Linked DNA regions of Homo sapiens: regions 2, 3, 4, 5, 6 and 7 are each linked to region 1. Evidence: chromatin contacts called from ENCODE Hi-C or POLR2A ChIA-PET data. All regions are on one chromosome and are shown on one strand. The core of a region is the stretch at or near the end of the contact, and the rest is flanking DNA. Distances in the headings are between cores, read along the strand shown.

Region 1 (4,259 bases), core at 1,603-4,102:
GACCACATGCTTGCCATCCAACCACTCAGTCTTGGCAGCACAGATGAAAAACTGGGAACTGTTTGCGTTGGGTCCAGCATTTGCCATGGACAAGATGCCAGAAACTGTATGCTTCCGGATGAAGTTCTTGTCATCAAATTTCTCCCTGTAGATGGACTTGCCACCAGTGCCATCATGGCATGTGAAGTCTCCACCCTGACACATAAACCCTGGAACAATTCTGTGAAAGCAGGAACCCTTATAGCCAAATCCTTTCTCTCCAGTGCTCAGAGCATGAAAGTTTCCTGCTGTCTTTGGAAACTTGTCTGCAAACAGCTCAAAGGAGATGCGGCCCAAGGGCTCCGTGTCAAAGAACACGGTGGGGTTGACCATGGCTGATAGCACAGGGCTCCTGGCAGCAGCGGTGCCTGCAAAGCCCAGTGGTGTTTTTTTTACCATGTCAACTTAGCTAGGCTAGAACCACATTTCCTAGATTCCTTTCCCTGCATAGTTTTGGGTTAGGGCTAGCTATAAGAGAAATGTGTGCAGTTTGGAAGGCAGAAGTGGAGCAACAGTCATTACATTCTGAAGGTCACCAGCTCCCACATGGGGTAGGAGCTGGGCCTGCAGCTCCTTCAGTTACCACTGTATCTTCTAGATCAACTTCTGTGAGTTCTGGGCCACGAGCATGTGCAGCCCCATGGTGAAGGGTACCAGCTGTTCCAGCTGAAAAAATGTGCAGCAAAGGGTCACGGTATTACCCGGTGCTGGGGGAAGGGAATAGGAAGATTCACTACAGTCATATATTTTTACATAATATTTGACTTTTTCATGACAAAGGATTTTTAAATTAGAAAAGCACCATAAAGTTGAATTAACCAAAAAAGAGAGAGAGAAAGTCCAGACCCTTCAGTGACTACCTCTGTCTACATAAGATCAGACTCCTCAGTCTGGTATGTGAGGCCCTGGACAATCAGGTGCTAGTGTACTTTTTTAACTTTATCTGTCACTACTTCCCTTCCTGTGCCCTCCACTCTGGAATTCTTCCTGGGACTGTAGGACTTTAGTTGGGCCAGAAGGGCTGGGTCTGGGATAGGGTTGCTTAGAGAGTGCCGTGATGCCGCAGCCTCAATGCTAACTTTTGTTTTTTTGTTTTTTTTTTTTTTTGAGACGGAGTCTTGCTCTGTCGCCCAGGCTGGAGTGCAGTGGCATGATCTCGGCTCACTGCAAGCTCTGCCTCCTGGGTTCACGCCATTCTCCTGCCTCAGTCTCCTCAGTAGCTGGGACTACAGGCGCCCGCCACCTCGCCCGGCTAATTTTTTGTATTTTTAGTAGAGACGGGGTTTCACCGTGTTAGCCAGGATGGTCTCGATCTCCTGACCCCGTGATCTGCCCGCCTCGGCCTCCCAAAGTGCTGGGATTACAGGCGTGAGCCACCTCGCCCGGCCAATGCTAACTTTTTTTAGGTAACATCTTCTGTAGACTTTTAGACATTATCTCATTGAGTTCTCATAGACTCTGCAAGGTAAGTATTACTCCCATCCAGAACCAGACACCTGATTTGCAGGGTCCAGTGCAAACTAAAAAAAGCGTGGCCCCTTGTTCATACATGTATTAAGAATTTCAAGCCGGGCATGGTGGCTCAGGCCTGTAATCCCAGCACATTGGGAGGCCGAGGTGGGCGGATCACCTGAGCTCAGGAGTTCGAGACCAGACTGGCCAACGTGACGAAACTCTGTCTCTACTAAAAATAGAAAACTTAGCCGGGCGTGGTTGTGCACGCCTGTAGTCCCAGCTACTCCGGGGGCTGAGACAGGAGAATCGCTTGAACCCGGGAGGCGGAGGTTGCGGTGAGCTGAGATCGCCCCACTGCACTCCAGCCTGGGCGACAGAGCAAGACTCCATCTCAAAAGAAAAAAAAAAAAAATCAAAATGACAGCAGAGCATTAAATGAAGTGTAAGGCCATGTGTGACTGTACCAGTGTGAACCTATGAGGCCAGTCCCACCCCTATCTTACATCTAGGGAACAGGTACACAGAGATGAAGTAAATTCCCAAGGTTACTTTGTCAAGAGCTTGGAAAATATAAGAGTCAGAAGTCTAACAGGTTGAATCCCTATTAAACTCTCCCCAACTAAACTACGCCCCTCCCTGTTGAGCTGAATCTAATGAAAGCTTCCTAAATGTATTAACCACACACACGCACAATCTGCTATCAGTCACTTTCAGTAGTTCATCGCTGTAACATCTCAGGAGTTCAATGTTTCAACGTGTTCTGTAGATTACTGTGATAACGCGGCAAGCTGTCGTAAGACTTCTTGCTGCACATTTCTTTTTAAAATATTCTCCAGGAGTCTGATGAAAAATACAGACATACCTATGTTTAATGTCAATGGATGGAACTTATTTTAAAAAGTACTGTAATGGCAGAAGTTGTGACACAAAGTACTGCAGTGATGTTGTAACTCCAACACCTAAATATATTATCAAGCATTCGCGTTTTGTTTTGTTTTTTAAGTGACTACTAGATACTGTGATTCACTTAAGTGAAGCGAACTGAAGCCCGTGGTCAAGGAGAGACACCTGAAGGTGAAGGGACAAAGCGAGCAGGGTAAGAGCTCGAGCCCGACCCCTCTCAAAAAATATAGACCCGGAACGCGCGCCTGCGCAGAACGAATCCTCCCGCGCACAAGCCGGGCGGAAGAGCTGGGGCGGGCAGGGGCGGGAATAAGGTTGCTAGGAGAACGCGATGACGCTACGGGCTCGGCGCTCTTCTCCACCAATGGGCGACGCGTACTTGCAGTGGCGCGCTGTGTGCGTCACGCCGACGACGCGCGAAGGGCACACATCTTAGGACCCGGAGGACGTCCGGCCTCTGTGAGCCGCAACCTTTCCAAGGGAGTGGTTGTGTGATCGCCATCTTAGGGAGTGAGTGTGGCCGGGCCTTCTCCTGTGGCGGGTGTGGGGAGCGGAGCCCAGAGCTCCTGTGGGGCCGCTGCTTTGGCGGTGGGCCCAGCCGGGAGCAGCCTCTTTCGAAGGCCGCCGTGACCTCTTCAAGGGCGTGGAGACGGGAAGGAAAAGGCCCCGGTTGGGGTTCCAGGGCGCCGGTAACGTTAACCGGCGCCTTGCCTGTCCTCTAACCGTCGCTCCCTCCTCCCCTAGAAAGATGTTCTCGTCCGTGGCGCACCTGGCGCGGGCGAACCCCTTCAACACGCCACATCTGCAGCTGGTGCACGATGGTCTCGGGGACCTCCGCAGCAGCTCCCCAGGGCCCACGGGCCAGCCCCGCCGCCCTCGCAACCTGGCAGCCGCCGCCGTGGAAGGTGAGATCAGACCCTGCCCAATACAGTCGTGTGGTCTACTTGTGGGCCGCCCAGCCTTTGAGGCCTGGACCCGGCTTGGAGGACAGGGAAGGACGAGTCCAGCCCGCTGCACCGTAGGACGGCGCCCAGTTGCTTGCCCTGGGGTATCGGCCTTTTCCACCATAGGCGGGTGTCAGATCCTTGGCCTTCCCTCAAGGGCGTGGAAGCGCTGAGGCCCTGTGTCCCTTCGTGACCTCCGTGTGCCCGAGGGAAGAGAGGCCGTGACTAGCTCTTTCTCCGCCGTGAGCTCGCTTGGTCAGCAAACTAAGTACTGGGTAAACTCTCCTCCCGAAACTACTGACCACCCACAGTTCTACTAACTATATTACCTGTCCTTTGATTTGCCCTTAGTTTTCTTAAAAATAGTCCTTTCCTAAGTTTTATATTTGTCGACGCCAGGTCAGTCATTTTTGCACTTAATTGTATATGAGATAACTAGATGTCCTGTTTTCGTGCGACTGGAGGAGGCAGCTTGCAGCCCTACATAGGCAATAGAAAGGAGATAATTGGTGGGCGTCCCTTTGGTGTGATTATCTCTTGGGATTCTTGGTGGTTGGGCCCAGCTTTAACTTAGTTGTGTGTGTTTTAAATCCTAGTGAAGTATGTACATACAGAGAAACCTGAAAACCGAATTGTAGGAGTCCTAAGAATGTTATCTACCTTGTGCCTGTAAAATCGAAAGATTTTTTTCTTTAAATCATTCATGTGCTTCTGTTGTCTTTAGTATGGATAGAGTCCTTATTTACACTATCTGTCGTTCAGTTTAAAAGTTAAAGCTAACATTATTTGTGTATTAAATGTATTTGACTGCAGGAATTTGTGCGTATCCGTTTTTATGTTACAGGAGTTCTTAAGTGGGGATAGTATTGGTTAGTGGCTGGGATAAACTTTGAAGTTGTTTGCAAGCCTTTTACATGT
Region 2 (4,259 bases), core at 1,207-3,706, 7.8 Mb after region 1:
TTCCCGTACCAAGAGCTCAGTCTGGATAATGAGACACATAAAAAGAGGATATGGCATTGAGTGATAAGTCTTAGGTTAGTGATTTCCAAAGCATAATCACTGGAAAGCAACAGCAGGGAACTTACTAGAAACGCAAATTTGCAGGCCGGGAGTGGTGGCTCACGCCTGTAATCCCAGCACTTTGGAAGGCCGAGGCAGGCGGATCACCTGAGGTATGGAGTTCGCGACCAGCCTGGCCAACATGGTGAAACCCCGTCTCTACTAAAAATAAAAATTTAGACGGGTGTGGTGGCGCATGCCTGTAGTCCCAGCTACTAAGGCGGCTGAGGCAGGAGAATCACTTGAACCCAGGAGGCTGAGGTTGCAGTGAGCCAAGACCGAGCCACTGCACTCCAGCCTGGGTGACAGAGTGAGACTCTGTCTCAAAAAAAAAAAAAAAATGCAAATTTGCAGCCAGCGCGGTGGCTCACGCCTGAAATCCCAGCACTTTGGGAAGCCGAGGCAGGCGGATCACCTGAGGTCAGGAGTTTGAGCCCAAACTGGCCAATATGGCGAAACCCCGTCTCTACTAAAAATACAAAAATTACCTGAGTATGGTGGCACGCGCCTGTAATCCCAGCTACTCGGGAGGCTGAGGCAGGAGAATCGCTTGAACCTGGGAGGGTACAGTGAGCTAAGATTGCACTACTGCACTCCAGCCTGGACGACAGAGTAAGACTCCATCCCCGCCCCCCACCAAAAAAGCAAAATTTCAGCCCCAATTTACCAATCAGAAAGCTGAGATTAGTTTAACAAGCTCTCCAGGTGATTCTGATACACCCTAAAGTCGGAGAATCACCTTGATAATGGAAAGCAAAGAAGACTTTGGCACAGACAACCAACACACTTGAGCCAACCTTGAGATCCTCTGCCATCTATAAATCACTTTCACAGTCCCTTCTAGGCTAGATGCTAAATTGGTTGCAATCTGGTAATGCACAATGATGAGACACAAGTTGTATCTTGTCTCTGTAATAAGTAAATTGTAAGAACTTCAAAGGCAGGGTTGATTCTACTTTTGGTGTTTTTTCCATTCTTCTCGTATTTCAGATATCAGTGCAATACTTAGAAAATACGGCCGGGCGCGGTGGCTCACGCCTGTAATCCCAGCTACTCGGGAGGCTGAGGCAGGAGAATGGCGTGAACCCGGGAAGCGGAGCTTGCAGTGAGCCGAGATTGCGCCACTGCAGTCCGCAGTCCCACCTGGGCGACAGAGCGAGACTCCGTCTCAAAAAAAAAAAAAAAAAAAAAAAAAAAGAAAATACAAGTACTGAAATTTAAGTAGCTCTTTAGTAAATAAGAATAATTAACCTGGTGCAAGGGTTCTACCTTTATGAGGGAGAAATTGGAAAGCATATATGTACTTACAAATTTTCATAACTTTTCTTATCGTTGTAAAATATACATAAAACTTAGCATTTTAACCCTTTAAAATGATGTACAGGTCAGCAGCATTAAATACATTCACACTGTTGTGCAACCATCACCATTCTCCATTTACAGAACTTTTGCATCTTCCCAAACCGAAACTCCGTACCCATTAATTAATTGGTGCATTTTGCCTTGTTTTTTCTAATAGGATTTTTCTTTCTGTTGATTTGTATGAGCTCATTTTAAATTAGAGAGACCAGCCCTTTGTCTTCTGCCAATTTATTTTTTATTAATTCTATTTGTTGGTGATTTTTTAAAATCTGTTCAGAAAATTAAAAATTTTCCGTGGAATCATAAAATCGTGTTTAGATTATAAAATCCTTTATGATTTGACTGTTGCCGTCTTGAAAGTCTTCAACATCTCAATGTTATGAATATCTGCACTTACATTTTCTTCTAAGTTTTTGTTAACATTTCAATATTTAATCCACAAAAGATTCACTTACATGTATTTTTTCCCCAAATGGGTAATCAGCTCTTCAAACATTATTTACTGGACAGGCCATCCTTCCCCTACTAACGTAAATGTCATCTTTTCATATTAAATTTCTCCATGCGCTGGGTATTTACTCCTACATCTTCCATCTAGTGCTTTTGAGAATTTTCAACACTCTTCCATTACACGCATGTACCATCATTTATTTAATCAATCTTCTATTGGTAGGCATTTGGGACGTTTCCTGCTCTTCCATACTAAACAATGCATAGAATTTTGGACTACATTAAATAATTCTCTGCCTCAGTGGTTCAAGTTGCGTAAATTATGCGTTTACACTTTTCTTCGGATTACTTTTAAAATGACAACCACTATGTTTTGCTGGTCTCAATTACCAGAGAATTGGCAAGAAACCTGACAGCTGGGGCTTAGGATTCCCTGCGCCAGACCTCCGAGCTACACCAGAGGGCGTACTTTCCTTACTCGGCCTCGGCCACATCCGGGTTCCACCGCAGATTCGGGCAGGGAGCGGGCGGAACCTTTCTACCGCGTCTCTAGCTAACACGCACGGCGGGGACAGTTTAGGCCTCCGCGCACCGTTCGCCGGGAGTCTTGCAGTTTGCTTGGTGCAGGGAAGGCGGGCGCGGAGGTTCTATCTGTTTCTTCCTCCTTCGTGAGCAGCATGGACGTGCTAGCGGAGGAGTTTGGGAACCTGACTCCGGAGCAGCTGGCGGCGCCGATCCCGACTGTAGAGGTCAGTGCCAGGCACGCAGGGAGCGTCAGGGACAAGGATGCGCCCTGAGGGGGCGTTGCCCGGAGTGCTCGGGCCGCCAAGGGGGCGGGCTGGCGGTTTGTGCGCATGCGCCGGGCTTCTGCGCATGCCCAGAGCGTCGCGCTTGCGAGTCTTTTTTCCAGAGCCGGCCTCCGCGTGCGCGAGTGAAGGCTGATCCCAGAGGAGCTGTCAGCCGCTGCGGGGGCCGAGAAGCCCCGCTGCTGGCTCTAGGGTTGGAGCTCTTCCAGCATAGGTGTGCGTGGGGAGGACTGACCCTCGCACTTACTGTGGGGGACGTATTGCATGTTTGCAGTCTTACAGAGGACACGGGGCCAGGGAGCTCAGGCCATTTGCATGAGGCACCACAGCCGGCTGTGGGGGTAAAACCAGATCGTCTGAATTCCAAGCTAGTCATCTTTCCTTTTAACTTGAAGTTCCAGTTTGGGTTGCAGGGGAATTTTAAACGCCCTCAATATTTACTAAAGAATTTGCCTGTGTGTTTTCTGGGGGAGAGACTCCACAGCTTTCATCAGCTTCTCGGAAGTTAAGGACAGCTGCCCCACAGCGAGCTGCCCAGTGAAGTGCGGCTGTCGACATATTTTGTTATCTGATAAGGCACATTTTGTAATCTCTCTGAGCCTCAAAATCTACACTGACGTGGAATAGGGAAGTGGAGACGTGGCCGGAGAAGATAGCAAAGGAGAGATTTCAGGGAAAGAGAACAGGATACTTGAAACCTCCTCGGCAAGACCATTGGATGTTTTTGAGGAAGGAAAGTAAATCCAGTAGTATTAGAGTGAAGAAAAATAGAGGAGAAGAGATAAAAGACAGGGTTAAGTAAGGGTCTTGATTATGAAAAGTTTCAATAAACATCTGACAGAGCTTGGACTTTGTCTTGGAGCAGAGCTTTTGAAGGGTTTAAGCAGGAAAGTGACATGATCAGTAAGTCTATCGGATTATAAGAACCTCCTTGGCTAGGCGTGGTGGCCTGTAATACCAGTAGTTTGGGAGGCCAAGGCGGGCGGATCACTTGGGCTCAAGAGTTTGAGAACAGCTTGGGCGACATGGCAAAACCCTGTTTCTACAAATAATACAAAAATTAGCTGGGTGTGGTGGCGTGCACTTGTCCCAGCAACTCAGGAGGCTGAGGTGGAAGGATCACTTGAGCCTGGAAGGTCGAGGCTGCAGTGAGCCGTAATTGTGCTGCTGCACTCCAGCCTGGGTGACTGAGACCTTGTCTCAAGGAAAACAAAACAAAACCTCTTTATAATAGTTTGACAAGTTAAGGAAGTTGAATTAGCAGTTCCAACAGATTCAGTCTATAAGTGCATGCAATAGGCTGCTGATCATCAGGCAAAACTATTTTTTTTTTTTTTTTTTGAGACGGAGTCTAGCTCTGTCGCCCAGGCTGGAGTGCAGTGGTGTAATCTCGGCTGACTGCAACCTCTGCCTCCCGGGTTCAAGCAATTCTCCTGCCTCAGCCTCCCAAGTAGCTGGGATTACAGGCGCCCACCATCACCGCCAGCTAATTTTTGTATTTTTAGTAGAGACGGGGTTTCACTGTGTTGGCCATGCTGGTCT
Region 3 (4,259 bases), core at 712-3,211, 7.7 Mb after region 1:
GATGTTACAGTTGAACTTGCTTTGACAAAAGCTGCTTTCCTGGTGGCTTTGAGAGCTACATATCTGAACTTTAAAAGAAGTGTCATGCCTAGGATCAGGCAGCTGGTCACTCCAGTATAAAGGACAACTACCCTGACTCATGGTCACCTGCTCCAACTTATGTCATAGCTCAAAACAATACTTAAATCCTTACAAAGCTAACAAAGGAAGTAATGTTGCCATGTGTCATTGTCACAGAATTACCAGAAGTTTGGGGGATTTGGGTGTTCATCTTTCTATTGTGGAGTTTTTAGGGTGGTGATGGCAGTTGTGTGGTGGTTGTCATTTGGCAGGAATTGAAATTGGAGGCTTCTGTCATTCTGATTACTTATCCAACGAATGACACAAATAAGAGCATGTTTGTAGGGAAGAACTCAGGTGGGGACAGCACCTTCTATTTAATCTCTTAACCTGTATTATTAGGTTGTATATTTTAGGAGAAGAGAGGAAAGTGGCAAAAGGAGGCACAGATACAAATTTATACAGATCACCAGCTAAGTTTGGCCACAGTGGTTTGCCAAAGAATTTCAATAACTAATACTTAGAGTGCTTACTGTGCACCCTGCTAAGCACTTCACATGCTTTATTTCACTTTATCCTCAAAATAACCCAAGGAAATAGCTATCATTGTTATCCCCAGAGACCAAGATCTCATGGATAGTGAATGTCAGAGCCAGGACTGGAACCATAGAGGAGTCTGTGTTGTAACCACTGAACAACTGACTTTCTACCCTGCTTTAAAATGTTGCCTGTTGTTTGTTGTTGTTGTTTTTGAACGGTGGTGGCCAATCTGCCTCCACAATCCAGACATAATTTCGGCACTAAACAGAAATACTTTAGTCTATACAAACTTCATGTAAGTAGTTCCTGCATGAAACTATTTCCCAAGTAATACAGCACCGATTTACACCTGGCAGAAGGCATAGTTTTGATGTGAACAGTTGGGGGAAGCTTGTTTCTCTACACCCTCAAGCACGCCCACAGCAGGAGCTGAGCAGCAGGCCAGACGGCACAGAGCCCTCCTGGGACTGGTTATTTACATTAACCAAGGTGGAAACTTCTCCCGGAGATAGGTGCTGCCAAGAACCCTAGAGGAAGTAAGACGCTTTATCTTTTGCACGCACGCCAAGTCTTCAGAGGGCCTGGATGGGTGTGACTCCAAGGAGCTAATCGTCCCGTGCAGGTGCAAATCTAGACCCGTGTTTATGTGGAGGTGTAGACGCAACTGGAGATGACCCGGTTAGTGGCTGACGTGCGTGGGAAAGCCCACCAGCAGCGTTGTTGGTTGGGTTGTCTCTGTAAGTGTGGACAGTGTGTTGGTGGGCACCCAGTTCCGATTGCCCCGTCTAGACAGGGGTGTGCGGGCACTCAATGTTCCACGCGCGGCCGGGAGCTCGCAGTGTGGTCCACGCCAGTGCGCCTGGAAGCCCAGGGGATCTGTCCGGCACTCCACTGGAGGCTTGGCCCGCGGCTTCGCCCACCTCCCCAGAGCCCCGCTCAGCCCCCGCTCCCCCCGCTCAGCCCCCGCTCAGCCCCCGCTCAGCCCCCGCTCAGCCCCCGCTCAGCCCCCGCTCAGCCCCCGCTCAGCCCCCGCTCAGCCCCCGCTCCCCCACTCGGCCCCGCCCCCAGTGCCCTGGCAGGCCCCGCCCCCAACGCCGGGCGCTCCCGTCGGCTCGGCGGCCTCAGTTCCGTAAACACTTCTCACCCCGCCCCCGGCAGCCCGGACCGCACCACTCGCCGCGCGGGGGAACCGTGCCCTCTCGCATCCGAAACACCCTCCCATCCGAGCTGTTCTCGGCCTCTCTGGTTCAAACTGACGAAGACTGTTTCTCTAATAGGTTCAGTCTGTGAGCGCTCGGCTTTCGGAGACTGAAGGGCCCTGGATCCCCTTGCCCCGTCGCGCCGTCGTCCCCCCGCTATCCGGTTTTGTGATGGCCGCGCCGTGGCTGCCTCCCTAGAGTCCCTCAGGGCCCTTTAAATACCGCGTTGGGGGGGACACTGGGGCTGGGGGGGTTTGTTGGGCTGGTGAGTTTTCGAGGTGACTGTGCTGTGCTCGGTGAGGGGACGCCCAGAGAGCCCTGACCCGGGGTCACTCCGTCGCCGTTCTCCTCTTGTCTACGTGCTGGACCCGGTGCGTATCCATCACGGGGGAGGCGTTGCCGGCTCGGAGGTGACCGGCCAGGTCCAACGGAGGGGACACCGCTGCAGCCCGAAGGCTCCCCTGCCCTATCTCGGAACTCCATCCTGGGAAGGCGGGGTCAGGGGCCATCAAGCTCGGCTCCTAGTTCATGTCTTCCCACTCCGCGTCCCCTTGTTTGACCTCGAACTGCCGTCCCGCGTGGGAGCGGGGAGCGGGGCACCGAGTGGCCGCCCCGCGTGTCGGGGTGGACACGGACTTCGGGCCTCGGAGGCCGCTTCGCCGCTGTTTAAATCCTGCTGGACAGGTACCAGCGGCATCCCGCCATCAGGGGCCCAGGGCACCCCCTTCCCCCACACTCCTCGGCCGGGCTGGAGTAGGGAACTGAGCCAGGGTAGAGGCAGGGCGGGCCCGGCAGCGTGTGTTTGGGATTTGTTGCCGTGGTTTCCCCGGCACTCAGCTCTGCCTCCGCCGTCCCCTCCCCCAAGGGTTTGTTTTGACAGGAAACCTGGTGCTGCTGGAGGGGAGGGGCGGCCAGAGGACGTGGGTGAGGTCGTGCAGACTGCTGCTGCGTCCCCTTGCCGGGACCTTTGGTTAAGGGGAAGAGGTGGAGAAAAGCCGATTGGGCCTGGGCTCGAACGCTGAACCCTCAGGTGTTGCTTGTGCTTCCCAAAGCTGCTACTGTAGGTGGCACCACTGGGGGTAATAGCAATGATTTGAGGTGGCATATGGATGAACATAGTTACTTGTTTTCGTTACTATTAAGAAAATCTGTTCCATTAAGTAAGCAGTTTCACAATGATAGAGTTTCCTTTTAAAATAAATATATTTAAATGCAAAAATCTAGTCAAGATAGAGACGCGGTTACTAAATTATAGTAAAGGTAAGGAGGGAGACGTAGAAATAGTCATGAAGAGTGGCACTCAAACGACTTAAGTTTGGGAAATCTTAGATGGTTGTCCTGCTACCTTAACTGTGAAGAAACTGGACAAGTTGTCCTTGTCCCCAGTGGGTGTCTCAGCACCCATGGTCACCAGCCCAGTCAGGGACTTTGCTCTTCTTACCTGCCAACGGATAATGAGTTAATCTCAGTGGTTCCCACTTGAGGAGGCTCCCTGCCGTGGTCCTTTTCCTCTCTTCTCTAGGGATTTCATGCATCACCCTGACAGCCAGTGGAAGTTGCCTGATTTGAAGAGGCCCAGGGCCGAAGATACCCAGTCATGTGTGGAAGCAGCTTCAATGCCATTTTGTGAGAGGTTGAGGGCCCCAGAGGGGGAAGCACAGGTATTAAAACAAAACAGACCAGCAAGTGTGGGAGGAGTGCTTTCAAATGTGAAAAGTGCCAGGAATCCTTCTCCCTGATGCTGTAATGCCACGTGTAACGTGAACATCTGCTTTGTGGACAGTGACTGGCTTGTTGGCTTTTATCTAGCTCTTTGTTGGTTCTAACTTGATGAAGACCAGTATTGTCTAGATGAATGGTATGGGCCCCTATCCCTCTGCTCTATGGTTTTTGCTTTGCTGTGGATGAATAACTTTAGTGCTGCTATTTAAGACTGATTCTAAAGCAGCATTTTGCAGAAGATGGAAATTTTTCACATCATCTGCAATTTTTTTCTTTAGAGCCCAGACTTAGTCCTCTGACTCCCTTCCCTTTACTACACATATGTGAAGGCTTGTCCTTGCAGCTGACCTCGATCTAGTGTTGAAGGATGGTACACACTAGAAGTTTCTTGAAATTTCTTTTTTGCGTGAGCTAACCTTAACTGGATGGGTTCAATTCCTCAAGGCCCTGCTGGGTAATCTGAATATTTCACTCCAAAATGTTTATGACTGTAAGCAGTTAACCTTTTTGCTAATACGTGGGGTCTAACTAGGGATTTTGCGGTGCATAAAGAATGGCTCCCTCCTAGAGGATTTTCTGTCACTGTAGCGGGGTGGTGAAGAATTGTTTTGGGTGACGTACTCCTTCAGTGATGCCCTTCACAGAATAGCACTTGAGCAGCCATACCAGGATAAGATCAGCTTGCTACCACATGTGCAAGTGTCCACAGGGTGATGGGTAGATGGATTTGGCAGAGTG
Region 4 (4,259 bases), core at 194-2,693, 6.5 Mb after region 1:
AGATTAGTGTATTTATAGACTCAAATTTTTCTGACTTGTAAGTTCAATTTATCACAATGAGCTGCTGGGAGATTAATTACAGTGATTTAATGCAAATGTTAAGAATCCAGGAAAGTCAAACTCATGGTCACACAGAAAGTACAGGAAAAAAGTTTGTCAGCCATTAGACCCTAAGGATGCCTGTTCTTTTCAAGATTTTTTTTTTCTTTCTGAAATGCCCACTAAGTCTGCCATAGGGTCAGAAAGCAATTTTCTTACATGTTTTATAGTTTCTGCATCTAGCCTGGTGCCTGGTACCCAGTGGGCACTCAATAAACATTTAACTCAGGGCAGATCCAATGACCTCAGAAGAATGCTCTTCAATAGACCTTTTGCCTACATTGATTAGTTCTTTTCGGTACTTTTTAAGATTACAAGAGTAAAACCCTAATAAATTCTCATTGTTAAGGATTCAAAACACATAAGTAGACACATCAAAACTTGAAAATCCTGTTACTCACCAACACATGCTTTTCCCCAGGTAACCACCGTCCTCTGATTTGTCTTCCTATGAATTTACATACACGTAGGCACATACGCGTTTGTATAACTTAAAAACATAAATGTAATCACAAATACACATTACTCTGCAACTGTCTTGTGTCGGTTGTTCATGCCATTATAAATATATTTCATCTATTTTAGCAGCTCTTCAGTGATTCGTAGTATGGATGTATTGAGCTTTATGTAATTCACTTGTAATGAACATTTAGATAGTTTCCTATTAAAAACCACGTTGCTATAAATATTCTTGTGCAAATACGTGTATGCATGTAGAATTTTACACCGATCCCGATTCTCCAAAAATCCAAATTGCAGGTGGGATCATTTTAGAATGTACTTCAATAGCGTTCTTCATCCTGCCTCGCGTTTTTAAAAGGACTGAGTGGAGAGCGGGGAAGAGGTCGTAAGATCCCCTGTTAGGGTGTTCATAAAGTAACTTCTCCTCTCGCACAGAACGTCTTGACTAAAAAACAATCCGTACAGAATGTGCGGGAGAGCTGTAGGAACTCCTACGGTGGCGACAGAGAGGGAAACAGGCTTGTTGGAAGAAGCGCCTGGTCAGCGTTATCCTCGAGGATCATGCCTTCCTGTTAATTCCCCACCCCATCAATTCTACCTTTTTAGGTTAGACTGGGGAGTAACTTTCCCAGGTATTAAAAATCGTCTAGAGAGAGCAGGGCGAAATTAGAGTGCCGAAGTGGCTTGAGAAGCACAGTGAATGGTGGCGAAGCCCGAGCCGGGTCGCAAGACGCCCGCTGGCACTGCCGGCGCCATGGCGGCCGCCTTCGGCCACGGCGGAGGACTCGCTTTCCCAGGGGCCCCCGCGGTCGCAGGGGCAACGAGCCCGGCCGGCCCTCGCGAGCGGAGGCGGGGCCGGGGCCGGAAGTCACGTGCTGTGACAGTAGCTGGGGTGAGGCCGTCGTCGCCGCACGGGCTGGTTGGGGCTGTGTCTGTGGGAGGCGCCGGGGTGATGGCGGTGGAGACTCTGTCCCCGGACTGGGAGTTTGACCGCGTTGACGACGGCTCGCAGAGTAAGGGAGCTGCAGGGCGAGGGCTGCGGGTGGACGCTCCTTCGGCCCGCCGCTGTTCTGGGCTGGGCAGCGCTCCTGCGAGAGGGACGGCTGCGCAGCCGTCTGGTGCGGGACACTTCAGAGCCCTTGGGGTGTGCGAGGGACGCGCTCTCCAGCGTTACTTTCGGGGTTGGGGTCCCAGCCACGGCGGGTCAGGCTGCCCGTTCAGGGCTCGGCGTGTGAGGCGGAGACTCTCCTGGGGAGCCTGCGGTGCCCCGCGGGGAGCGGCGTCCCCCTTCAGCTGCCCCGGGGCTTGGGCGGGGCGCGCCCGGGAGGCCCAGCGGCCCCGGGATCCCAGGCTGCTTCTGTCTCTGGCCTCTTGGGGATTTCGCCAGATTCTGAGCGTTCAGCTCTGGAGGACGCTGATGTCTGGGTTCCTGTTTCGGTTTCCTGTTTTTCTTCTTTTCCTCCCAAATCAACTTTTGCAAGTTTGGGTGTCTTTCCCATCGCGTTGCTATAACCGTAGAAGGGAGCGAAAAAAGAACTTTTCACCCTGCGAAAATAAACACGTGAATGTCATTTTATCATTTTCCAGGCCTTTTATTTATGCTAAGTGATATTTTTCAGTGATGTTCTGCAGTTTCCATCGCAGTTATAAAGGCTTCAAAAATTACAGCAAATCTTCAAATTTTGCTTCACAAGATCGAATTGTCTGATTTTAACTTAGAAGTCTATCCCGAAATAAACAAATTGTGTTTCTTTCAGTAAAATATTGAGGCCAAATTAATTGTAGTGAAACTCTACTTGAAATAAATACAAGTTGGCAATCTGCTTCTTATCTTTGGTCATAGTAATCTGTGTAAGTGATCTAAGAGAGATTGGAGCATGCTGTTTGTGATTTTTTTTTTCCCTCATAGTTTTCCCAAAAGGTGGAACGTTGCTTTTAAAAATTCCGGATGAATTTTGCTTGATTTACGAAGAGAGACTAATGCCTACAATGTTAGATGAATTAGGTTTTACAAGTCTCTCAGAGAAGAGTGAGCTACATCCAGGATGGGTTGCAGTTTTTCACAAAACATTCCTGAGGTCAGGAGTTCAAGACCAGCCTGGCTAACATGGTGAAACCCCGTCTCTACTAAAAAATAAATAGCTGGGCTTGGTGGCGAGCGCCTGTAATTCCAGCTACTTGGGAGGCTGAGGCAGGAGAATCGCTTGAACCCGGCAGGCGGAGGTTGCAGTGAGCCGAGATCGCGCCATTGCACTCTAGCCTGGGTGATAATAAGGTATTAGCTCTTATGCAGCATAAAAATTAACCTTGGAGATAATGACAAAATCTTTTAATTTTTTTTTGTGGAGGGGATTCTGTATTGTTATAAAGTGAACTGTACCTTGTCATATATGTTTTATGGACAAAGATGACGAACTGGTATCTTCAAAAAAAATTGGAATAGAGTTATGTTAATTGAGTTTGAAAATGGTTCAGCCTGGAGTAGAATGGTCTGATTCACTCAACAGATATTTTCTACAACCAGTGGCTGTGCTAGATATTAGGGATAAAAAGATAAAACAAGGAGTGCAGTCTGTTGACAAAGATGAGCATGTTAAGTAGGTTTTTGGAATTTTTACTCTTAAAAAATTACCATGTAGTTCTTATCTCAACTTTTGTTATTTTAACTTTCACCAATTTTACAACCGTTTATTGTCAGCAAGGAACTTTTAATGTTATTTTAGGTTTTCTGTTTCCTGTTTGTGAATCCCTGAACATACTAAAGGAGTGATTTATTGGCGTGGTGTTTCTCTAGCATTGTCTTTTTTTTTTTTTTTTTTTTTCGAGACAAGGTCTCACTCTGTCGCCCAGTGCCGTGGCATCGCCACGGCTCACTGCAGCCTCGACCAGCTGAGCTCAGGTGATCTTCCTACCTCAGCCTCCTTAGTAGCTGGCTGATTTTTTCTTTTTAAATTGGGATAGAGACAAGGTTTTGCCATGTTGAACTCCTGGTCTCAAGCGACCCACCGGCCTTGGCCTCCTAAAGTGTTGGGGTGAGCCACCATGCCCGGCCTAGCATTGTCTTTAAGAAGTCATTTGCTGGTCAAATGCAGCTTTGACTGGTCATTTCCTGTGTAGTTGAGAATAAGACAACTATTTGGGGTTCTGAGAATCTGGGCAGTCTTATATGTAAGCTGTAGGGAAGAGAACACCTCCCTGTGCTTGGCGTTCATTAATTTTTGGTCTGTGAATCATATCTAGACTAATTGTTTTCCAAAATTGCCTAGATTAATGCTATAATAAGACAGAAACCTTAATGAACTAAATGGATTCACCGGATTTAAAACTTTATGTGGTTGAAGAATAAAGGAGAGTGGGGGCTAGGTCTTTATACTTTAATACAGCATGAGTCAGAACACACTTTCTCTTACTTGCTTCACATTGCTAATTTGAGGAGAGCAAATTTTTACCTTTTTTAGAAGACAAAGGTTGAATAAAGTTATTCATATCAATAAAAGAAACTGAGTTGGAGTTGAATTTGTTACCTTTGGGAACAAGTAATGAATTTTTATGTGTAACGTGAAATACTTTGACGAATAGGCATATTTTAAAATCCAGCTTATTCCAATGATTCCTTAAAGTTACCTATGAATGTGTTAATTCTGTGAAGAACAGCATAGTATTCTGTAGTCAAGCAGTGTTCTTTGCTGGTTTTTCCA
Region 5 (4,259 bases), core at 840-3,339, 6.4 Mb before region 1:
ATACAGATTTTCTTTAAAAGGATTGATGTAAAAATTTAGGTATGTCTGGGAGAAACTGAAACCACCCTAGGACTTCCCTCCCTAGCAAATAAAGTGATCATTTACTTGGACTCACAGGCTATTAAAATTAATCATTGAAAGGTACTGTCCAAACTATGGCACTGTCACTTAAAATTTTTTTTTTTTTTACCATTCTATCTTGTGCCAGATCTTCACAGCTGTGACATGGTTTAAATTCCATAATCCATCCCCAAGAGGAGCCCACCCAAAGCAAAAATCAAATTTATCCATCATCATCAGATGATCCATCCACAGACTATATCTTAACCTGATACAGTCATCATATTGTAGTTTTTGGAAGGGCTCGTTCTGCCCAAGAGAAGTTCCTCCTTACAGCTGATTCGGCTGTCTACCATTTGCACGTTGGTGCTGTTTTGAGTGCTACCTCCTGCTGGTGAGGCTTCATACAGCACACAGATGGAGCCATCCTCTCCAATTCTGTAGGACACTTCATAGGGGTCAACCCAGAGTGTGAGTTCACTTGGGAGAAGCCTGAACAGCTCCTGACTGCTCAGTCCAATCCGCTGTGCTGCCTGTCCAATCAGAGGATCCATTTTATGGTTGATGCGAATACAACGGTAACCCGATCCCTTGCATGGCTTTTCTGGGAACCAGTGATGTTTATAATGTTCTATAGAAGAAAAGAAGAACAGAGAAACAACGCTTAGGATCGTTAGCTCCCACTGCGGATTCCTCCTACCCCAGGCTCCTTTGAGGAGCGAAAATGAAAACTATCAACTTTTTAAAATGTCCAGGATTGCATCCGTTGTTGTGCATGTGCGGGGATGGAAAAAGCGGGCAGGGTTTTAGAAATAACACAGTAGTACCGGACAAAACAATCTCCAGGAACCAACCGGTTGAGCCGCCAAAACAGGAATCAGGCGCGCAGCCTCGGCCAGTCGGGAAGCCACTGGCACCTATGGCCAGGCGAGAAACTGTTTACTTTCTCCACCCCACCCCAGATGCACACAATGGAGTTGATGGCTTTGGAGATGAGAAGCGCCACCGGACTGTTAACCCCGAAGGGAAGAAAAACAAGCAACCCTAAACCACGCTCTGGGCAGGGCTGTTAATTGTGCCGGTGACAAATCCGATGATTAATGGGCAGGGGCAGGAGGCGCGGGGAGACGGCACGTCCGTTCTGAGCTGGCTCCGGGGCAGCGGCGCAGCTTCCCACCCCGGGGCTGGGCCGCCGACCACGCAACGGTTGGAGGGGGCTGAGGAAAGGGGACGTCGAACCCACCCCAGCCCCACGGCTCCTTTGTCCCCAAATCCGCCGACGGTCCTCGGACCGCAGCTCCCGCCTCGGTGGGCTTAAGTTTCTTTGTTGTGCGTGTTGTCTTCTCCTCTCCGTTTTGCCAGCTGGGGGGAAGGGGGCGCCCTCCGTCCAGCCCCTAAAGCCTCGCGGGGAACCGCTGTTAGCGGCCACCCAGCGCAACCACACCGGTCCCGCGGCGGGGCCCAAGCGCGACCGGCCCCGGGGCGCTGCCGAGGTTCCCGCAGCCCCGACGGCCGGACTCTGACCCAGGGATGTGGGGCCCGCGTCCCTCCGACGCCCTCGCCCTGCTCACCTGCCAGCAGCTCCTGCAGGCTCTGGCTGAAGGTCTGCAGCTGTCGCTCGCTCGTGAGCCCCTTGGTGCGGAGAAACTTGGAGATGAAGGACACGGCGGCGGCGATCTCGCCTATCATGGTGGCGGCCCGGGTGTAGAAGGGATGCATGGGGGCGGCGTGCGGGGGCGGCCCGGGGCGGCTGGGGCTCGGCGGCGCGGCCCCGACGGCGGAGCAGCCACCCCGGGCTTCCTCACCGGGCGGAAGGCTGAGAGGAAGAGAGGGCGTGAGGGGCGGACGACTACTTTTGTCTTTCTTTCTTTAGACTAAAAAAGTTATTTTCGAGACAGGAGGCGGCAGGAGAGAGGAAGAGACGAGCGATGGCGGCCTGGTCACATCGCTCGGACCTCCCCAGCTGCCTCCGCCTCCAGCTCCGCAGCATTCGAAGATCTCAATAGCTGCATTTCCAGCTCCGAGAGGCGAAGAGATGCAAGCGCCGTGCAGCACCCTTTATAGTGCCACGAAAAGGAAGTGGCGTAGCTGGAGCGTGATGGCCGACTCCAGCCAATCCGAATATCGCACCATTGTGACGCAAGCCGGTTCGGAGCCGAAAGGGGCGGGAAAAGAGTTCAGGAGGCGGGTCCAGAGATAGGGAAGAGAGGGAGGAGCTGACGTAATCCGCTTGTAAACAAATAAACCCGGAGTGGCGGCTGGAGACCCAGTTGCTTGTGTCGAGGGAGGGAGGGAGGGAACAGAGGGTGCGCGTGTGAAAGCTCCGCCCCCAGCCCTAGCTCCTCCTTCCCGCTTCAGCAGGTCCAGGCTCTGCGCCAGTGCATCCTTCTCCAAGAGTGCGCTGCCTGGGCCCGCTTGCCCTGGAGTGTAAGTGCTGGGTAAATAAGAACCGCCTGGCGCAGGCTGTGTCTACTCTTCACGCCGCCTTCTCAGATCGGGCTGCATGTCCCCACTCCGTGTTTACATCTCGTTCCCGCTCCGGGTCTCGGTGACTGGCTCCTCAAGCCGGAGACGCGTGTGGTGCGGCGCGATGCGGGCGCCAGCGCTGTGTGTGCTGGCGGTGCGCTGCCTTAGTGCGGGGGAAAGTGGAGGGAACGGTCCTGCGGGGCGTTCTGTCCAAGAAAAAGGACTGCAGCCTCGGGGAGCCAGGGTCCCCTCGCAGACGAGCTGCCAACGCCGCGGAGCCATTTCTGTTCCACCCTAGGGGAGGAGTAGGGGGATATCTTTTAAAAGTTTAATTGCAAAATAAGTAGGTTAGTAAGGCCATTTGTGGTTGCTGTTTCAGTAACTTCAGCAGTCAACGGAGAGAAGAGTGGAAACCTTACTGGATGCGGACAGGAGAGCCAGTTACTGAAAGCAGATATAACGCGGATCCTGTAAAGAGTGGTGTGTATCCAAAAAAAAAAAATCTGTACAATGTATTTTAAAACTTGTGTGCACAAAACTGAAGATTTTCTTTTTTACCTAGTCCAAATGCCGTCCTAGCCTGAGTCCTGCTCTTTATAAAAATAAAATAAAAAGAATTTGAAGCTTGTGAAAGTATTAAGTGTAGACATTCAAGTTTATTTGAAACCCTACCAAAAAAAAAAAAAAACAACCTTAAAAACCAGTGTAACAGGAAGGCGGGAGCCTGCTAAAACGATTAGGCCTAAGACAGGGTTAACCCCAACTCCATTAAGGAGAAGGGGGAAAAGAAAAAAAGAAAGATGAAGGGAGGCAGGCAGATGGAGAAAGCAAACAGGAGGCAGAAGTTGAACTCTACCAGATGGAAATAAATATCCCGACCTTAGTTGATCATCAATATTGCAAAACACACCACTTTGAGTGTTTTTTTTTTCTTTTTAATACTGAGCTAAAGGATATAGAAATGAAGCAAAAATAATGACATTATAAAACAGGAGAAAACGTTTTATTGTTTAAAAAATATGTAAAACTCGATTTGAAAAAATAACTTCTAGATTATTTTTTCATTAGTACACATAACTAAGTAGTTACATGTGAAAAAATTAAAGAGTGGTTTTTTTTTTTCTTATAGAACTTTTCAGATAGAACTCTGCTTAAAAATAGTAATTTCACTGGAGGCATGAAACCTCTTTTACTACTCAAAAAGAAGATCGAGAAGCAAAAGTAAATTCATGAAATTACCATAACACTAGAATAACAACTCCTGGTCTCCCACCTAACCTGACCCACCCTTAGTTCCCTGCTTTCACTTACATTGTCGTTAATGTGTCACTGAGTACAAATTAGGAGTCAAGTGAAAGTTTTTCTCTTCTAAACCTGGTCTCCAACTTGGCCTCTCGGTCATGTGCTTAAATTGTCTCATCTAAAAAACAGAAATATTAAATCAACAAAATGCTAGGATTGGACTCAGACTTCCCCCAAGCCCTTGTTCTCCATACTATTTTTAACTGCCTGCACTAGCAGCAGCAGGACCCCTTCTGAAAGCCTTATAAAACCAGTTGAACAGGGTTAACAGAAAGTTTAACCCATAGACTCAGGGAGAGTTACTTCCCGCACTGAGTTTTTCAAATTATATATGTGTGTTTCCCACCTTAAATCATCCCATTAGGAGACAAACTGATTTGAGAAACTACAGTAATTTTTAACTTGGGAATCTACAGAGTACTCAGAAAAAA
Region 6 (4,259 bases), core at 845-3,344, 5.5 Mb after region 1:
GGAGAAGCATGCTGAGGTTTAAGGGAGTTGGGTGAATGAGGCATATAAGAGAAATTGAAAATGGTAAAATAAGAGGAAAAAAGAGTTTTAGGAAATTTACTATACAGTGTCTGTGTTCTCCTTTGAGTACCTCTTGAGAATCTGAGGTAGGGATTTAAATTGCTTTCAATTTTTTCTTCCACTGGACTTGTATCTCTTATTTATCTCTCTTTAATAAAAATAGAGATGGGATCTCACCATCTTGACCGAGCTGGTCTCAAACTCCTGGGATCAGTGGATCCTTCTGTCTCAGCCTCCAAAAGTGCTGGGATTACAGGTGTGAGTCACCATGCCCAGTCCTTTTTCAATTAAAATTTTAAAAAATAACTTGTATTGTGGATATTTAAGATATACAATATGAAGTTGATATCATATAGACCAGGGGTCCCCAGTCCCCAGCAACCAGTCCTCGGCCTGTTCGGAACCCCCATGACCTTCCTGAGCTCTGCCTCCTGTCAGATCAACCGCGCATTAGATTCTCATAGGAGCTCGAACCCTACTGTGAACTGCCCATAGGAGGGATCTAAATTGTGTACTCCCTATGAGAATCTTATGCCTGATGATCTGAGGTGGAACAGTTTCATGCCAAAACCATAGCCCCCATCCCCTTGCCAAGTCCATACCACCCACTCCCCTGCCAAGTCCGTGGAAAAATTGTCTTCCATGAAACCGGTCCCTAGTGCCAAAAAGGTTGGGGACAGCTGAAACAGGCAGTCACAAGGTTACTATAGTGAAGCATATTAACATATCCATCATCTCATATAGTTACCACCAACCCTTTTTGTGTCTCTGTGGCAAGAGTGGCTAAAATCTACTCATTTGGCATGAATCCCATATGCAGTGCAGTTTTATTCCTAATGGACTTGTGTGATTATGTGTAGGACCAAATCACAGGGCAGCTAGGCCTTATTAAGTGTTGCATTGGCTGGGTGCGGTGGCTCATGCCTGTAGTTCCAGCACTTTGGGAGGCCAAGGCAGGAGGATCACTGGAGCCCAGGAGCTCGAGCTTGCAGTGAGCTCTGATCGCGCCACTGCATTCCGGCAACAGAGCCAGACCCTATCTAAAATAAATAAATAAAAATAAAGAGTTGCGTATGACTGCTACCAGAGGCAGTATGGTATAATGGTTGGATATGACTGCTATCAGAGGCAGTATGGTATATGATATAAGGGCTTGGGGGTTCTGGAATCAGAAGCCCTGTGTTGGAATCCTGGCCCCAGTCTTTTTTTTCAACACCTCTCCTTTGTGTCCATCAGAAAATTACCTTACTGCACTGTGCCTCATTTCCCCGTCCATGAAAGGGAGATAACAGGAGCCACCACACTGGATTGCTGGATGGATTACATGAGTTAATACACATGAGGCACTTAGGGCATGCCAGGCTGTGGACAGCCCTCACTTGTTAGCTAGCAATGAAACAGAAACCTAGAAAACCATCTCTCCTCTGCTTAAGCCAAACAAACCAAAAATACCTCTTGTGGCTCACGGTTCCCAAGCTTCCTGGCATGGCTCCGCACAAAGCTGCCTTCGGTTCGCCCGGCAGGCTTTGTAGCGACCTTCCCTGCCCGGGTCCCAGTCACGGTCGGGAGCAGCCGCCGTGGCCCGGGCTCGCGAGGCAGGCTCCCGCCCGCACCCTCCCGTGCGAGGTCCCCGCCCTGCGCTCCCAGCTCTTCGAACCTCTACCCGAGCTTCTCTCACGTTGCTTGTGAGACTGCCTCGCCCACACATCCTAGATGCTCAATTAAAGTGGACGTAAAGGAAGATGCTGTGGCTTCTTCCCAAAATACCGAACGGGAGGCTCTGGGTGGGGATGGGAGACGTGGTCAGTGGGAAGCGTCCTTCCACCCTAAGGTGCGTTGCTCCGGGTGGCCGCTGGCCAAGTCGCCTGGGGTGGGGGCGGGGCTCCCCTGTCAGGACCCCCCTTCCCCAGCGTCTCTCCACTGCCCGCGGGCCTCCAGCCTGGCCGCCGGCGCCCGCGGCCACGTGACCCCAGCACAGCTGGAGGCGGGTCCCCGCCCTCCCCAGGGAGCAGCCGGTTGAGGCGGGAGCGGTGCATTGTGGGCAGAGGGGCGGGGGTTGGGAAGATGGCGGCTCCCAGCCTCCTCAACTGGAGGCGAGTTTCTTCCTTCACGGGGCCGGTCCCCCGCGCCCGGCACGGACACCGAGCGGTGGCCATCCGGGAGCTGATGATCATCTTTGGAGGGGGAAATGAGGGCATCGCGGATGAGCTGCACGTCTACAACACGGGTAGGCGCGGCGGCGGCTCGTCGGCCCCGCCTGCTGGAGCTGCGGAGGGGGAGGGGAGGCGAGGCGGCGGCCGCGGCCCTGACAGCTGTCACCGCCCGGTCACTGCTTCCTTGGGCGGGCGGCGGGGAGCGCGGCTCAGCCGGGCAGCCCGGGTCCGGCAGCTCTGTCCCGGACCGCAGCTCAGGATCTCCGGGGCCCTTGGGGCGCAACGGACCCCGAGCGGGGCGCACCGGCCTTCAGGCGGGGGATCCCGGACGCCCCCACCCCAGCCCGACAGGCGGACGCAGGCGACAGAAGACCATGTCCAACCGCCTGGGCCACTCCCCGAAATCTCGCCTCTGTCAAAAAACAAAACCCACTCCAAACCAAAGTTCCTTAGGGCCTTTCCCGTCTTTGCCTGCCTTCCTTCCTTAGGAGGAAGACCATCTAGGGGGTGAGGAGGGAAAACGAGAGGCCTTCTGGCACTCTCGCCTCAAATACAACCCGGTGTTTGGCAGGTAACGGTCAAGAGCCCCTCCGTGAGCCGCGCTCTAAAGCGGCGGGGACGTGGTGAGGCGGCCTTGTGTCTGCATACTCGGTGTGGACGCCCTTCTGGACTGGCCCTCGGAAAGAGGACTGTCATAACTTGAGCACCACTGCAGATCACAAGTGCCCCTGGGCAGGGAGCCCCTATCTTTGAGGACCTCTGTGGAATAGAAAGGAAACTGGATTTAATTTTTTTTTCCCCTTGTAAATGCTCAGGCTGTCACAAGAAATCTGTTTGGTGTAAAGACAGTGATGGAATTTTGGGTCTACTTCATGACCGATAACTTTTCTTTGATCAAACAACTTAATCACAGGAATAATTTGAAGGTTAACAAAATAGTGGAGTCTGAGAAGTTTTATTTTTTTCACCCTCTCCTCCTCCCAGCGCCCCAGCATATGAAGGTAAAAAGTTACTGACACTTTGGTCTTAGTGTAAAATCCCTGGCTTTGGAACAAATTAGACCTGATTTGAATCTTGCTCTGCCGGTTGCCCAGGATCAGCGCTAAAGTTACCAAACCTTTTTAAGCCTCACAATTTTCAGTTGTAAAATAGAGATTTTTATACTCACCCAGCAGGGCGTTTTGTAAGAATTAAATGATACAGATCAGGGTTTTTCAACAGCAGCACTCTCGACCTTTTGGGCCAGGTAATTCTTTGTTGAGGTTGGGGGAAGCTGCCCTGTATTGCCCTGTACATTGTAAGATGTTTGGCAGCATCCCTGCCTCTACCTACTAGATGCCAGTAACAGCCCCCTCCAGTTGTGACAACTAAAAATGTCACCAGACATTACCAAATGTCTTCTGGGGGGCAGAATCATCCCCAGTTGAGACCCACTGATATTGATGATATATATTTGCTGATAGTATATGATAACCGTTGTTTGTTATAATCGGTTTTCATTTTATTTTGGCAACTAGCTACGAATCAGTGGTTTCTGCCAGCTGTTAGAGGAGATATCCCTCCAGGCTGTGCTGCCCATGGATTTGTCTGTGATGGTACCAGAATATTAGTATTTGGGGGAATGGTTGAATATGGAAGATACAGCAATGAGTTATATGAGTTACAAGTAAGTGTATTTAATATTGTTTCATTCTGAGGCTTTAATAATGATATTGTTCATAATTTTTCAAAAGATTGCAACATTACTAACATTGTTTAACACATTTTAATATTATTCAAGTAATGTATTATTCAAGTAAACTATTATTCAAGTAATATTATTCAAGTAATGTAAACTTCACATTTTATAGCTTTATAGAAAATGTTTCCACTTCACTTAAAACCCAAAGTTTCCTGGCAAGTCTTTTTCCCATACCCAGTGCAACATTTATAACATCAAGATATCTGTTACGTAGCATCAGTTGTACATGTTATATATTTAGGTTTTTGTATCTTAATGCAGTAGAAACTTTAGCCTGCAACAGGAGCGCCTGGAGAACCTGTGAA
Region 7 (4,259 bases), core at 575-3,074, 5.0 Mb before region 1:
CCAGCGTTAACAAAGCTCTTTGTTAGCTGGGAAATGCCCCCCTCCCCGACTCATCTGCTTATCATCTGCATAGAATTATGTACTCAAAAGCAGGAAAATTATTGAGAAAACCATTGGTCCCCGGCTGCAGACCCCAAGGTTGGGAGCTGGTTCCCGTTTCCTCCCAGAGCCGGCAGGGGGGGCACCAGGCAAAGTTTGCAAGACGCGCCTCCCTCCCACCCCTCCCCCTTCCTCGCCCAACTTCCCATAGCCGCGGCCTCAACTAAAAGTGGCCATTGACCTTTCAAGCTTTCGAGCAGTGATGCAATAGAATAGTATTTCAAAGAAAAATGCTTATCGAAATTTTGGATCCGGTTTTCCCGTGATTGTTAAGGGTTTCTTTTAAAAAGTAGGTCACATTTCAAGTAGGTCATATTTCGGGGGCGGGTGCGCAGACAAGGAGATGAGTTTCCACTAAGGCCAGGGGGCCTCCAACGGGGTTGGAGGTGAGAATCCCAGGTAGGGTAGAGGTGCCGAGATCCTTCCGAATCCCAGCCCTGGGGCGTCAGCCCTGCAGGGAATGGCAGAGACACTCTCCGGACTGAGGGAACCGAGGCCAGTCACCAAGCCCCTTCCGGGCGCGCAGGTAAGGGCGCCCCCTTAGCAGCCGGCGCAGGTGACCCGGGCGGGCCGCCGGGTCTACCGGAGACGTTGGAGCAGAGGGGAGGAGGAAGGGAGGAGCCGGGTGGGTGCGGGTGACAAGGAGCCGGAGCGCCAGGGGGAGGGGACTAAGGACGGCCGGCGCCGCTTAAGGAGGCGCTGCTCTCCCGCTCGCTGCCTTCCAGGACCTGATCAAGGGGACCGCCTCCGGTCCCCGGCCGTGGGCACCGGGACGAGCACGGCGTCCCCACGCCATCGATGTGTCTTAGAGCCGGAGAGTCTGGTTTCCGAGGACCCACAGTCGCTCCTGCACGCCCACCCCCCGCAAAAGTGCGGCCAGGAGGGTCGCATCGAGGGGGCGCCGCCGGGATGTTTAGAGGAACCCACCCCCGTGGCAGGCCAAGGGCCAAGGATCGCTATCCTTCCCTGAACCCGGGCGCTCAGCTGGCCCGGGTAGGGGGCAGGCTCCGGCCGCCGAAACGGGGTTGGCTGTAGCCGGTGGCCGGGGAGATCTCTAGCTTGCGCCCGAGCACCCCGGGGTGTGGGGCCAGAGGCAGGCCGACCCCGGCGTGCACACCGCCCGCCCTGCACCCGAGCGCTCTCACCCGGTCTTCCCTGAAGCCTGTGTATTGCGACCGAGCCTCTTTAAAGCAGTAGCGGGGCCCGCGGTCACGTGAGGCCGATTCCTGGAAAGTTCCTGGAAAGCCGCCTCCGCAGCAGCCGGGCGGGGCGCGAGCGGAGCGCTGACTGGGGAGGGAGGCGGGGAGCAAGGGAGGCGCGTCGGTCTGGGAAGTCGCGCGCACTCGCTGCTCCTGGGACCGACGTTTAACTCTTGCCAAGTCTCGTCGCAGCCGCCGCGGCTGGCGGGCCTTGGGCTTCCCCTGAAGCATGAGCCCTCTCGCCCGCAGCCACCCTCACCGCGTGGCCCGCGGACAGTGCGCGCCGGGGTCCCGGGTGCACAGCCTCAGGATACCCCGTGCCCGCAGCTCGGGCGCCCGCGGCAGGTACCGGTAGTGGGGGAAGCCCGAAGGCTCCGCCCCGAGGAGAGTTACCGGGGAGGGCGGCGAGGCGCGGCCGCGTGCGCCGGGGAGCGGCGGACGGCCTGGGCTTCCGCAGCTCGGAGCGCCGGGGAAGAGAGAGTCCGAACCGCGGCTCTGCCCCGCGGCCTAGCGTTGCTGCCTGCTTTCTCCAGCCCCTTCTCGGCGTCTGGAAGTGTCTGGAGTTTCTTTTTTTTATTTCCCCTAAACTGCCATTCAAATTAATAATCCTCCTAATAACCTGATCTCCCGCTCCTCCCCACCGGCCTGCCTCCCGCCCTCGCTCCTTCCTCCCTCCCTCCCTCTCTCCTTCCCACCTCCAGGGTCGCAGCCGGAGGGAAACCCGGCAGCAGTCCGAGAGTGGAGGTGTCCCAGCCCGTAGGGGGCGTCGCCGCGCGGTGGGGGATGGGGTCGAGGCAATGATCCTCGAGGCTTTTGTGTGCCCTCTGCGCACGGAACTCCGACCGCCGCCTCCGAGCGCGGGGCTGGTTGCATCCCCGGGCATCTCGTTCCCAAATTAAACGTTAACGGGGGAAACAAGGGCAGACGCCCCTCCTCTCCCGGGCCCCTCCCACCTCCCCTTTTCCCCCCACCCCCCCGCCCCATGTCCGCTGAGGAGGCTGCCTGGTGCGGAGGCGGCGGCGGCGGCCGCGGCCGAGGTCGAGGTAAGAGCGCGGCGTTGGTGGTTTGCATTTTCCGCAGCGCTCGCGACCGCCCGCTCGGCCCCGGCCTCGCCTCGGAGCCCCGCGAGGGCTGCGCGCTCGGGCCGATTCCTCGACAGCGCCCGCGGCGGCGAGAACCACCGCAGCCATCCTGGTCCGGGAGCGACCGCCGCGGCACCCCCAACCCCGCCAGAGCGGGCACCAGGAAGCGGGGGGAGGGGAGCGAGGAGCCTCCCGGGCGGAGATGCGGCAGCTCCCGCACCTCCGCACCCCGGGTTGGTGCCTCGGGGCCCCGCAGCGCTTTAGGGCGGAGAACCAAGTTTGTGTGGGTGCTTCTTCCTGGGGGCCCTCGGGCTGCGCCAGGTGTGAGACCGGAATGCCAATTTGGGGAATCTCTCCTGTTCTTTCCTTTTTAATTTTTTCTACTTGTCCTTGACAAGGGCCTATTCCCACTGGATCTGCAGGTGACTATTTGCTCTTCCTAGGTCGCCAGTCTTTGATTTCAGCTAGTGACCCTGGGCGGGAAGACACCCTGTTCACCCTCCTCCTGACCTCCGCCCCCCACCTCTTCAGCCAACTTTATCTTGGATCTCTGCTCTCTTTATCTTTTCTCTAGAGCTGGGCCAGGGCGCTAACTGGAAGCTTGGGGTTAAATGGTGCAGGAACGTAGAGGCGGAGGAGTCCCTGGGATTTTCCACGTCTATTTCCCCACCCCCACCCCAGCCGCAGGGGTCCAGTTTGGACTGACCCAACCTCCCGCTTTCTCTTTGTAGGCGATCAGTGGGTGACCGCGGCTGCGAGGGACTTTGTCATCCGTCCTCCAGGATCTGGGGAGAAAGAGCCCCATCCCTTCTCTCTCTGCCACCATTTCGGACACCCCGCAGGGACTCGTTTTGGGATTCGCACTGACTTCAAGGAAGGACGCGAACCCTTCTCTGACCCCAGCTCGGGCGGCCACCTGTCTTTGCCGCGGTGACCCTTCTCTCATGACCCTGCGGTGCCTTGAGCCCTCCGGGAATGGCGGGGAAGGGACGCGGAGCCAGTGGGGGACCGCGGGGTCGGCGGAGGAGCCATCCCCGCAGGCGGCGCGTCTGGCGAAGGCCCTGCGGGAGCTCGGTCAGACAGGTAGGGAGCCGATCGGCCGCGACGCGTGCGGGAGGGAGCGCCTCCCCAAGGAAGCAGCTAGGAAGCGGGGTCGAGGTGGGAAGCAAAGAATAAGATGGAAATACGTCCCTTGCTTCCAAGGGACCGCGGAGAGCACGCTCGCAGGGTCCTGGGTCCTTGGGAATGCGTAAGGAAAGTGGTTCTCCAGGGACTCAGGCCTGGCGGAGCGCAGAGCGCGGGAAGAGCTTCTTGGAAATAGCTTCTTAGCACGCTGGAAGATTTACTGTTTTCCGCAGCTGCTCAGGGTTAGGCTCCCGGGCTCGAACCCCGGCCGGGGAAAGCGTCGGGCGCCTCCCTTTGCACGGGGTGCAATCAGCAAGTCGGTGCCGCGGGCCCCGCAGGCCCAGCAGCATCTGGCTCCCGGGCGGAGCTGCGGCTGCAGCCCAGGATCTTGGCGGCCAAGTTCAGGGACTGACACTGCCGCGAGGGCGGCTGCCCGGGCGTCGAGAGTAGGCTGCGAAGCCCCCGCCGAGCGCGGCTTCCATGGTCGGCGCGCCCAGGGTACTGCCGCTTTCAAGTACAGTCAGGCAATTCGCGCGGCACGCTGTCTCTAGGCATCTGAAAAAAGAAAAAAGAAAAAAAGTAAAGTATCTGGCAAATCATTCTGGCTTTCCAAATCCGTATCCTAAAAGCTTACAGTTGTGGCACAGTTGAAATTTTGGTAGCAACAGGGGGAGGGAGAGGGAAAAGTTCTCTCGCTTGCGATTCCGGTCTTTCCGTGTGGGCCACGGGCTTTCCCTCCCGGGGAGGCACCGGC

What was found. A loop is a pair of places that touch in the nucleus more often than their neighbours do. ChIA-PET counts read pairs that join two places held with the same protein, here RNA polymerase II (POLR2A). Pooled maps may share reads with other maps.
Region 2: a loop to region 1 is called in a pooled map, with 11 times the contacts of the local background. The contact joins the promoter of POLR3B here to the promoter of SLC25A3 in region 1. A Hi-C loop is called at or near these places in 2 of 50 pooled maps.
Region 3: a pooled map shows a loop between it and region 1 (6-fold over the local background). The contact joins the promoter of TCP11L2 here to the promoter of SLC25A3 in region 1. A Hi-C loop is called at or near these places in 2 of 50 pooled maps.
Region 4: a loop to region 1 is called in a pooled map, with 15 times the contacts of the local background. The contact joins the promoter of WASHC4 here to the promoter of SLC25A3 in region 1. A Hi-C loop is called at or near these places in 7 of 50 pooled maps.
Region 5: a loop to region 1 is called in a pooled map, with 9 times the contacts of the local background. The contact joins the promoter of BTG1 here to the promoter of SLC25A3 in region 1. A Hi-C loop is called at or near these places in 6 of 50 pooled maps. POLR2A ChIA-PET finds 5 or more read pairs at or near these places in 2 of 52 experiments (activated CD4-positive, alpha-beta T cell and endothelial cell of umbilical vein).
Region 6: a pooled map shows a loop between it and region 1 (14-fold over the local background). The contact joins the promoter of HCFC2 here to the promoter of SLC25A3 in region 1. A Hi-C loop is called at or near these places in 3 of 50 pooled maps.
Region 7: a loop to region 1 is called in a pooled map, with 23 times the contacts of the local background. The contact joins the promoter of SOCS2-AS1 here to the promoter of SLC25A3 in region 1. A Hi-C loop is called at or near these places in 6 of 50 pooled maps.

Annotation. Positions count from the first base shown.
Region 1 is chr12:98,590,834-98,595,092 of GRCh38, forward strand. It overlaps SLC25A3 (solute carrier family 25 member 3), which reads left to right and starts at 2,853. Exons shown (of 8, transcript NM_002635.4): 1 at 2,853-2,907; 2 at 3,142-3,302. The coding sequence starts at 3,146. It also overlaps the pseudogene PPIAP8. RefSeq lists enhancers at 2,375-2,594, 2,643-3,267, 2,845-2,944, 3,268-3,892.
Region 2 is chr12:106,355,292-106,359,550 of GRCh38, forward strand. POLR3B (RNA polymerase III subunit B) reads left to right here and starts at 2,457. Exons shown (of 28, transcript NM_018082.6): 1 at 2,457-2,660. The coding sequence starts at 2,589.
Region 3 is chr12:106,300,772-106,305,030 of GRCh38, forward strand. It overlaps TCP11L2 (t-complex 11 like 2), which reads left to right and starts at 1,962. Exons shown (of 10, transcript NM_152772.3): 1 at 1,962-2,170. RefSeq lists a silencer at 1,600-1,719 and enhancers at 1,740-2,625, 1,800-1,879, 1,890-2,029.
Region 4 is chr12:105,106,288-105,110,546 of GRCh38, forward strand. It overlaps WASHC4 (WASH complex subunit 4), which reads left to right and starts at 1,444. Exons shown (of 33, transcript NM_015275.3): 1 at 1,444-1,574. The coding sequence starts at 1,514. LOC414300 (a long non-coding RNA gene) reads right to left here and starts at 1,355. Exons shown (of 2, transcript NR_121211.1): 1 at 501-1,355. RefSeq lists silencers at 1,253-1,532, 1,743-1,992 and enhancers at 1,553-1,712, 3,551-3,710.
Region 5 is chr12:92,143,757-92,148,015 of GRCh38, forward strand. BTG1 (BTG anti-proliferation factor 1) reads right to left here and starts at 2,090. Exons shown (of 2, transcript NM_001731.3): 1 at 1,632-2,090; 2 at 1-691. The coding sequence starts at 1,779. The coding sequence ends at 324. It overlaps BTG1-DT (BTG1 divergent transcript), which reads left to right and starts at 2,329. Exons shown (of 3, transcript NR_135036.1): 1 at 2,329-2,487; 2 at 2,906-3,006. RefSeq lists enhancers at 492-731, 752-801, 1,062-1,111, 1,071-1,607, 2,442-2,741 and a silencer at 1,532-1,851.
Region 6 is chr12:104,062,437-104,066,695 of GRCh38, forward strand. It overlaps HCFC2 (host cell factor C2), which reads left to right and starts at 2,095. Exons shown (of 15, transcript NM_013320.3): 1 at 2,095-2,287; 2 at 3,731-3,879. The coding sequence starts at 2,125. It also overlaps a transcript of GLT8D2 not described here. RefSeq lists an enhancer at 129-298, a cis regulatory region at 214 and silencers at 1,622-1,781, 1,791-1,960, 1,942-2,111, 2,332-2,471.
Region 7 is chr12:93,569,574-93,573,832 of GRCh38, forward strand. It overlaps SOCS2-AS1 (SOCS2 antisense RNA 1), which reads right to left and starts at 1,825. Exons shown (of 4, transcript NR_038263.1): 1 at 1,692-1,825. It overlaps SOCS2 (suppressor of cytokine signaling 2), which reads left to right and starts at 3,102. Exons shown (of 2, transcript NM_001270471.2): 1 at 3,102-3,463. The coding sequence starts at 3,325. RefSeq lists silencers at 869-918, 979-1,168, 1,539-1,818, 2,179-2,228, 2,239-2,548 and an enhancer at 3,766-3,905.